Linked DNA regions of Homo sapiens: region 2 is linked to region 1. A link is an interaction called in ENCODE POLR2A ChIA-PET data of the cell type or tissue named here. Cell type or tissue: K562. All regions are shown on one strand. Each heading gives the region's core, and the rest is flanking DNA. Links, peaks and the distances in the headings are about the cores only. Region 1 holds the start of SEC14L4 (SEC14 like lipid binding 4). Region 2 has its middle 4.2 kb from the start of OSM.

Region 1 (4,386 bases), core at 168-4,167:
CAACCCGTGCCTCCCGGGTTCAATAGATCCTCCCAGCTCAGACTCCCAAGTAGCTGGGACCACAGGCACACAAGATGCCCAGCTAATTTTTGTACTTTTTGTAGAGATGGGATCTTGCTATGTTGCCCAGGCTGGTCTCAAACTCCTTGGCTCAAACAATCCACCCGCCTTAGTATCCCAAAGTGCTGGGATCACAGGCGTGAGCCACCATGCCCGACTGACAGCCTTATTTCTACAAGGATCCCTGGGAGAGTCTGATGCAGGCCAGCTAGGCGGTTTTAGGAATGTTGTCCCTGATACTGCATCTTGAGGGTTTAGATTTAGAGGCAAGTTACCAAACCTCTCTAAGCCTCAGTTTCCTTATCTCTGAAATGGGGATAAAAATAAACTTGTACCAATCAAAGGAGTCTGTGCACGTAAAACACTTAGCAGGCTTGGCTCCGAGCAGGTGTCAGATATATGTGAGCACTCAGCCAGCGTGGACTGCCTGATGCCCCGGACAATGGAGGCTTTGTGGAAAAAAAACAGAGGCAGAGGTCAACAGACAGGGGCTGAAAGAGAAGCCAGGAATGCCTTATCAGGGCATCTGTTGCGTCTGAGAGAGAGGAGATCTCACTTCCCTGGGGACCAACAGAGCTGAAGGCAAAGGCTGGGTTTGAAGGTGAATCTGTGAATCCAAATTTGGGATTAGAAATATGAGGCCGGGCGCAGTGGCTCACACCTGTAATCCCAGCACTTTGGGAGGCCAAGGCGGATGGATCACAAGGTCAGGAGTTCGAGACCAGCCTGTCCAAGAGACCTGCCTGGCCAATATGGTGAAACCCCGTCTCTACTAAAAATACAAAAATTAGTCGGGTGTGGTGGCGGGCACCTGTAGCCCCAGCTACTTGGGAGGCTGAGGCAGGAGAATCGCTTGAACTCAGGAGGTGGAGGTTGCAGTGAACCGAGATTGCGCCATTACACTCCAGCCTGGACGACAGAGCAAGACTCCATCTCAAAAAAAAAAAAAAAAAAGATTACAGAGAAGCTTGGGCCCTAAGAACAAATCACAAAGAGAAGCCAAACAAACAAATGTTGCAACCTGGACATGAAAAGCAGTCTGTCTACCCAAGGCTGCCCCCGCAGCCGGATGGCAGCGCCACTCCCTCCCCCACAACCGGGGAACAAGGACCAGGGCCGGGTGGTGGAGAGCACGCAAGGTCAGAAGACTGGATTCGGCTCCTGGTCACGCAGAGATGGGCCCCTGTCCCGCGTGCTGCACGTAGCCGCCTCAACAACCGCACGCTGGACCAGAGGGCAGAACAGAGGCGCTCTCTCCAGGCTCGGTGTTCCAGTCTGTACCATGGGGGCTCCAGCCGGGTTGGGCAGTGCCAGGCTGCTCAGGGCCCCTCCTCAAGCCTCCCAGCCCGCGATGCTCCTCACCCTGGCCAGCGCTTCCTGCTGCTGGGGGCTCAGGTCCCCGACTCGGCTGCTCATGGTGCCCGCGGGCGCAGAAAGGCTCAGGGCGCAGGTCCGCCCGCCCGCCGCCGCCTGGCCTTGTATCCGCTGCCGCCTGGTTGTGCCTCCTGGGCCAGATGTTGGTCCCGCCCCGACGGGAGAGGCACTGGGCCTGCCCCGCCCCGCCCAGTTCTCTCCTCCTCTCCAGGATTTTTTGCTGCGGTCACCAAGCGCACCCTACTTGGGACAGGGAGGTGACCTGCCGGGAGAGTGGCCTGGGGCAGCTGGAGGCAGCCACCTCCAGGCCTCCTTACTGCGGGGGCTCCCGCCTGTTCGCAGGTGGCAGGAAAGGGAATACACTGAGATCCTCTTTCCAGCAAAATGGAGGAAATTTTTTTTTAAATGTTTTTTTTTTTTTGGGCCAGGCGCGGTGGCTCACGCCTGTAATCCCAGCACTTTGGGAGGCCGAGGCGGGCGGATCACGAGGTCAGGAGGAGATCGAGACCATCCTGGCTAACATGGTGAAAACCCGTCTCTACTGAAAATACAAAAAATTAGCTGGGCGTGGTGGCGGGCGCCTGTAGTCCCAGCTACTCGGGAGGCTGAGGCAGGAGAATGGCGTGAACCCGGGAAGCGGAGCTTGCAGTGAGCCGAGATCGCGCCACTGCACTCCAGCCTGGGTGACAGAGTGAGACTCCGTCTCAAAAAAAAAAAAAATTTTTTTTTTCTTTTTCTTATTTTGAATAAAATAGAGACCGGGTTTTGCTATGCTGACCAGGCTGGTCTGGACCTCCTGGCCTCAAGCAATCCTCCAACCTCCGCCACCCAAAGTGCTGGGATTAGGGATGTGAACCACCATACCTGGCCAACATGGAGGAATTTTTAATAAACCTGGCTCAACCCTCTAGGACCCCCAGGGCTTTTGTCTAATGACCCCCAAGCTCCTTCCCCTGACCTTGAACACAGCCTGGGACCTGTCAGTGCTCACTGACTGATAGGACAGCCTCATGTGCAAAATGGTTCCTGCCCTCAAGATGGTTGGAAGGATAAGAGGACGCACCCTGGGTCAGCAGAATGTCTGGCGTTGCCTGCTCAGTAAGTGCTGGCTGGTAGGAATATATTTCAGAATTGTGTTATTACTGAGGCTGTCACCAGAGCTGGGAGCTGCAGGGGTGGAGATCCTAGGGTGTCCCAAGTGCGGAGCTCCTGGGTGAGAGCCACAGTCTGAAGGTGGAGGCATGCAAGGTGCCAGCCGTGGACCAATGGAAGCCCTGGGCAGAGTGACAGAGTGGGCGGAGAGCCAAAAGGCCACTCTGGCTGACACAAGAGAGCCAGGCGGAGATCACTAGGAAAAGCAAGAAAAAAGTTCAGCCAGGCGCGGTGGCTCATGCTTGCAATCCTGGCACCTGGCACTTTGGGAGGCCAAGGCAGGCGGATCACTTGAGGTCAGGAGTTTGAGACCATCCTGGCCAACATGGTGAAACCCTGTCTCTACTAAAAATACAAAAATTAGCTGGGTGTGGTCGTCCACGCCTGTAGTTCCAGCTACTCAGGAGGCTGAGGCACAAGAATTGCTTGAACCTGGGAGGTTGAGGGTGCAATGAGCCAAGATGGCACCACTGCATTCCAGCCTGGGCGACAGAGCCAGATTCTGTCTCAAAAAAAGAAAACAGAAGTTGGCTGGGTGTGAATTTTCAAGAGAGGAGTAGAGGGGACGTGAAGATGAAGGAGAGAGTAAAACAGGCCACAAGACCCTGTTCCCTCTGTCCTCCCATGGAATCAAACCAAGCTCTAGTCCCGAAAGGACTAACCCAGTGGCCGTGAGCCACAGAGGCTTTTGAGCCCAGACAACGTGGCTTGTCATAACAAGCATAGAGACATGCTGTAATTGTAAAATACAAACCAAGTTTTGATGGCTTAGTACCAGAAAAAGTAAAATGTTTCATTAACTAATTTTATTTATTTATGTACTGAGACAGCATCTCACTCTGTCACCCAGGTTGGAGTGCAGTGGTGCAATCATGGCTCACTGCAGCCTTGACCTCACGGGCTCAAGTGATCCTCCCACCTCAGCCTCCTGAGTAGCTGGGACTACATTCTCACCCCACCACACCCGGCTAATTTATTTTTATTTTTATTTTTATTTTTTTATAGACACAGGGTTTTGCTATGTTAGCCAGGCTGGTCTCAAACTCCTGAGCTCAAGCCATCCATCTGCTTCAGCCTCCCAAATTGCTGGTATTACAAGCGTGTGCCACTGCTCCTAGCCTCATTAATTAATTTTATATAAATGATTATATATTAAGTGATATTTTTGAATATAATAGGACAATAAAATATGTTATTAATATTACTTTCACCTGTTTCTTTTGATGTTTTAATAATTTTGAATTATTTATAATGATAATTTTTTTTCTTTTTTTAAGACAGGGTCTCAATGTGTCACCCAGGCTGGAGTGCAGTGGCAAAATCTCCGCTCACTGCAAGCTCCACCGCCCCCCACCCCTGAAGCTCAAGCAGTGCTCCCACCTCAGCCTCCCCAGTAGCAGGGACTGCAGATGTGCATCTCCACATCCGGCTAATTTTTGTATTTTTTTGAAGAAAAATACAAAACATGGTTTTGCCATGCTGCCTAGGCTGGTCTCAAACTCCCGAGCTCAAGCGATCCTCCCGCCTCAGCCTCCCAAAGTCCTGGGATTATAGGCATGAGCCACAGTGCCCAGCTAAATTGTTATTTTTTAGGACAGTTTTAAGTTCACATCAAAACTGGGCAGAAAGTACAGAGTTCCCACATATCTGCTGTCCCCATACACACACAACCTCTGGTTCCAGAGATATCCATTTGCTGAAATTGATGAGCCTACACTGACACGCTAATATCACCCAAAGTTCCTAGTTTACATTAGGGCTCATTCTTGGTGTTGGATATTCTATGGGTTTTGACAAATG
Region 2 (4,386 bases), core at 298-4,297, 240 kb before region 1:
ATGATCCTCCTGCCTTGGCCTCCCAAAGTGCTGGGATTGCAAGCGTGAGCCACAGCACCCAGCCACCGATCTCATCCTGCAACAGCCAGGGGAGAGAAGCCGCTGGGCAGTGACACCTCAGCTCACTTCAGTGAGGAGCTCGAAGCTCTGGGAAGTTTAGGGGCTGGCTCAAGGAAGGAGCGCCAGATCTGAGCAGAGGGGTCTAGGCCATTTTCAGCTGTGGCTGACCGACCACCACGCTTGGTGAGAAACAGCCACATGCCTTTATCTTATTCTATCTATCCTGTGGTCCAGGGAGGCCGTGCTGTCTCCTCATGGCAGAGAGAGGAGGTTGCTTTGTCTGAGGTCACCTATGAATAGTTAAGAGGAGAGGGGCATTTGGCCAGGCATGGTGGCTCACGCCTGTAATCCCAGCACTTTGGGAGGCCGAGGCAGGAGGGTCATTTGAGCCCAGGACTTCGAGACTGTGTCTTTACAGAAAATGTAAAAATAAATTATCCAGACATCGTAGTGCATACCTGAAGTCCCAGCTACTAGGGAGGTTGAGGCAGGAGGATCGCTCGAGCCCCGAAGGTTGAGGCTGCAGTGAGCCATTATCATGCCACAGGACTCCAGCCTGGGTGACAGAGCAAGGCCCTGTTTAAAAAAAACAAAAAACAAAAAACCCACCAAGAAAAGAAGGCATTCAAACGAGGCCCAAAGACCATACTCTTTGCACATAGTTAATGAGGGTGTCAGGCACAGGGCCCAGGGCTCAGAGTCACTGAAGGTAAGGAGAGCAGGTAGATTACATTGCTAGGACTCCCATAACAAAGTACCACAGACTGGGGGGCTTACGTAACAGAGATTTATTTTCTCACAGTTCTAGAGGCTGAAGTCTGAAATCAAGGGCTGGTTCCCAAGGCCTCTCTCCTTGACTTGTAGATGACTGTCTCTCCCCGTATCTCCACATCATGTTCCTTCTGCTTGTCCGTGGCCTAATCGATTTTTTTTTTTTTTTGAGACAGAGTCTAGCTCCGTCACCCAGGCTGGAGTGCAGTGGCACGATCTCAGCTCACTACAACCTCTGCCACCTGGGTTCAAGCGCTTCTCCTGCCTTAGCCTCCTGAGTAGCTGGGATTACAGGCGTGTGCCACCACGCCAGGCTAATTTTTGTATTTTTAGTAGAGACAGGGTTTCGCCATGTTGTCCAGGCTGATCTCGAACTCCTAACCTCAGGTGATCCACCTGCCTCAGCCTCCCAAAGTGCTGGGATTACAGGAGCGAGCCACCGCGCTTGGCCTTATCTCTTCTTATGAGGACACCATTCACATTGGATTAGGGCCCACTCACATTTTACCTTAATTATTCCTTTTTTTTTTCTTTTTCGAGACAAAGTCTTGCTGTGTTGCCCAGGCTTAAGTGTACAGTGGTGCTTTCATAGCTCACTGCAGCCTTGAACTCCCGGCCTTAAGCGAGCCTCCTGCCTCAGCCTCCAGAGTAGCTGGGATTACAGGTATGTGCTACCACACCTGGCCAATTTTACCTTAATTACTTCTTTTTTTTTTTCTTTTCTTTTTTTTTTTTTTTTGAGATGGAATCTCACTCTGTCACCCACGCTGGAGTGCAGTGGCGCCAGCTTGGCTCACTGCAACCTCTGCCTCCCAGGTTCAAGCAATTCTCTGCCTCAGCCTCCCGAGTAGCTGGGACTACAAGTGCCCACCACCATGCCTGGCTAATTTTTGTATTTTTTTAGTAGAGACGGGGTTTCACCATGTAGGCCAGGCTGGTCTCGAACTCCTGGCCTCAAGTGATCTGCCTGCCATGGCCTCCCAAAGTGCTGGGATTACAGGCGTGAGCTACCGCACCCGGCCCTTAATTACTTCTTTAAAGGCTCAACTTCCAAATACAGTCACGTTCTGACACACGATGGTTAGGACTTCAACACATGAGTTCAGGGAAGACACCATTCAGTCCATGCAGCCTGCAAGAGGAAGGCATAGCTGGAGGGCACAGGGGCTGGGGCCACTGTCGGAGCATCCAGAGTGAAGTGATACACAGGAGGACAGGGAGTGGCTCGGAGGTGAGGAGGCCTGGCCGCTGACCATCCCAGCCAAGCGTGAGGAAAGATGCGTCAGCGTTTCTGGTGAGGTCAGCAATCAGTGACGTCCCTCTCACCAGCAGGAAAAGCTTGCAACATGGCCCAGCCAGTATAAATAGGCTCCCCGACCACAGGACCCGGGCTGTCCCCTCTTCCCGGGCCACGTCAGCCAGGCCCGCGTGATTTGGAGAGGAAGAGAGGACCAGCTTGGTTCCTCAGAACTGCTGCTTCCTCGCTTTCCGGCTTACCCTCTGCTGTGGGGCCCTACGCCTTTAAATGCAAGGATAGGACCTGAGATGGCCTGGCAGGGCCAGGTCGAAACTGGAGGCTGGGGAGAGGTGCTCTGGTGGGGGGAGAGAAGGTGGCCCCCAATCTGCTGGGTGGGAGGTGGAGACCAACCCAAGTTCCATCTCAATCTGCCTGTGAGCCCAGTGTCCCTGGACCAGTCATGTCCCCCTTCTGAGCCTCAGTTTCCTCTTTTTAAACTGCAATGACAACTGAACAACAATGAAAAAGACAAGCAATCCAATTTAAAAATGGGCAAAGGATTTTAATAGACATTTCTCCAAAAAAAAGAAGATATACAAATGGCCAAGAAGCACGTGAAAAGATGCTAAACACCAGGGAAATGCAAATCAAAACCACCATGAGAAGCCATTCCACATTCACTAGGGTGGCTATAATCAAAGGTAGACAATTACAAGTGCTAACGAGGAGATGGAGAGATGAGAACCCTGGGGCATTGCTGGTGGGAATCTACAATGAATGGTGCCACCAAATTGGAAAACAGTTTGGCAGTTCCGCAAATGGTTAAACACAGAGGCCAGAGGCAGTGGCTCACGCCTGTAATCCCAGCACTTTGGGAGGCTGAGGCCGGCAGATCACTTGAGGCCAGGAGTTTGAGACCAGCCTGGCCAACGTAGTGAAACTCCAACTCTACTAAAAGTACAAAAAATTACGCAGGCATGGTAGCACTCGCCGGTAGTCCCAGCTACTCGGGAGACTGAGGCAGGAGAATTGCTTGAACCTGGGAGGCGGAGGTTGCAGTGAGCCAAGATTGTGCCACTACCCTCCAGTCTGGGTGACAGAGTGAGACACTGTCTCAAAAAAAAAAAAAATAAATAGAGATATCATATAACCAACAATTCCACTCCTAGATATACACCCAAGAGAATTGAAAACATAGGCCAGGTGCAGTGGTCAGACCTGTAATCCCAGCACTTTGGGAGGCCAAGATGGGAGGATCACTTGAGCCCAGGAGTTCAAGACCAGCCTGGCCAAAAAAGTGAGACCCCATCTCTACAAAACATTTAAAAATTAGCTGAGCATGGTGGCTTGCACCTGTGTGGTCCCAGCTACTCAGGAAGCTGAGACCGAAAGATCACTTGAGCCTGCGAGGTCAAGGCTGCAGTGAGCCATATTCATACCACTGCACTCCAGCCTGAGTGACAGAGTGAGACTCTGTCTCTGGACAAAAAAAAAAAAGAGGCTGAGCACGGTGGTTCACACCTTTAATCCCAGCACTTTGGGAAGCCAAGGCAGGTGGATCACCTGAGGTCGGGAGTTCAAGACCAGCCTGGCCAACATGGTGAAACTCCATCTCTACTAAAGATACAAAAATTAGCTGGGCATGGTGGCGCACGCCTGTAATCCTAGCTACTCAGGAGACTGAGGCAGGAGAATCACTTGAATCTGGGAGGTGGAAGCTGCAGTGAGCTGAGATCGCGCCTTTGCTCTCTAGCCTGGCAACAAGAGCGAAACGCCAAAAAAAATAAGAAAGAGAGAAAGAGAGAGTGGGAGAGAGGGAGGAAGGAAGGAAACGTACATCCACACAAAAACTTGCAAATGTTCATAGGAGCAATTATTCGGCATAGCCAAAAAGTGGAAGCAACCCAAATGTCTGTCAATAGAAAATGGATAAACAAAATGTGTTCTATCCATACAAAGGAATATTAAGTCACAAAACGGAAGGAAGCATTGCCATGTGCCACAACATGCATGAACCTTGAAACCATGATGCTGCATGAAAGAAGCCAGACACAAAAGGCCACATGTTGTATGATTCTGCTATGGGAAATGTCGGGAATAGGCACATGGAGAGACACAGAGAATACACCAGTGGCTGCTGGGGGCTGGGGCATCCAGGGCTGGGGAGAGACTGCTAATGGGCACGAGGTTTCTTTGGAGGTGATGAAGATATTCTGGAATTACATAGTGGCGATGGTTGCACAACCATGTGAATATACCCAAAACCCCCAAATCATACACTTTAAAATGATACAATTGCTGGTAGGTGAGTTGTATCT

What was found. Peaks named below come from ENCODE experiments on the same cell type or tissue, not always from the same donor. Only the 100,000 strongest peaks of a DNase experiment are listed, where the experiment ranks them.
Region 2: POLR2A ChIA-PET joins it to region 1 with 5 read pairs; 3 of 35 experiments call an interaction of 5 or more read pairs at or near these places.

Annotation. Positions count from the first base shown.
Region 1 is chr22:30,504,136-30,508,521 of GRCh38, forward strand. SEC14L4 (SEC14 like lipid binding 4) reads right to left here and starts at 1,560. Exons shown (of 12, transcript NM_174977.4): 1 at 1,423-1,560. The coding sequence starts at 1,476. RefSeq lists a silencer at 1,327-1,621. In K562, for the core only: no CTCF peak of the experiment used is centred there; a DNase peak (open chromatin) is centred at 2,476.
Region 2 is chr22:30,268,864-30,273,249 of GRCh38, forward strand. No RefSeq gene overlaps it. Among named protein-coding and RNA genes, the nearest start is that of OSM, 4.2 kb to the left of the region's middle. In K562, for the core only: no CTCF peak of the experiment used is centred there; a DNase peak (open chromatin) is centred at 2,102.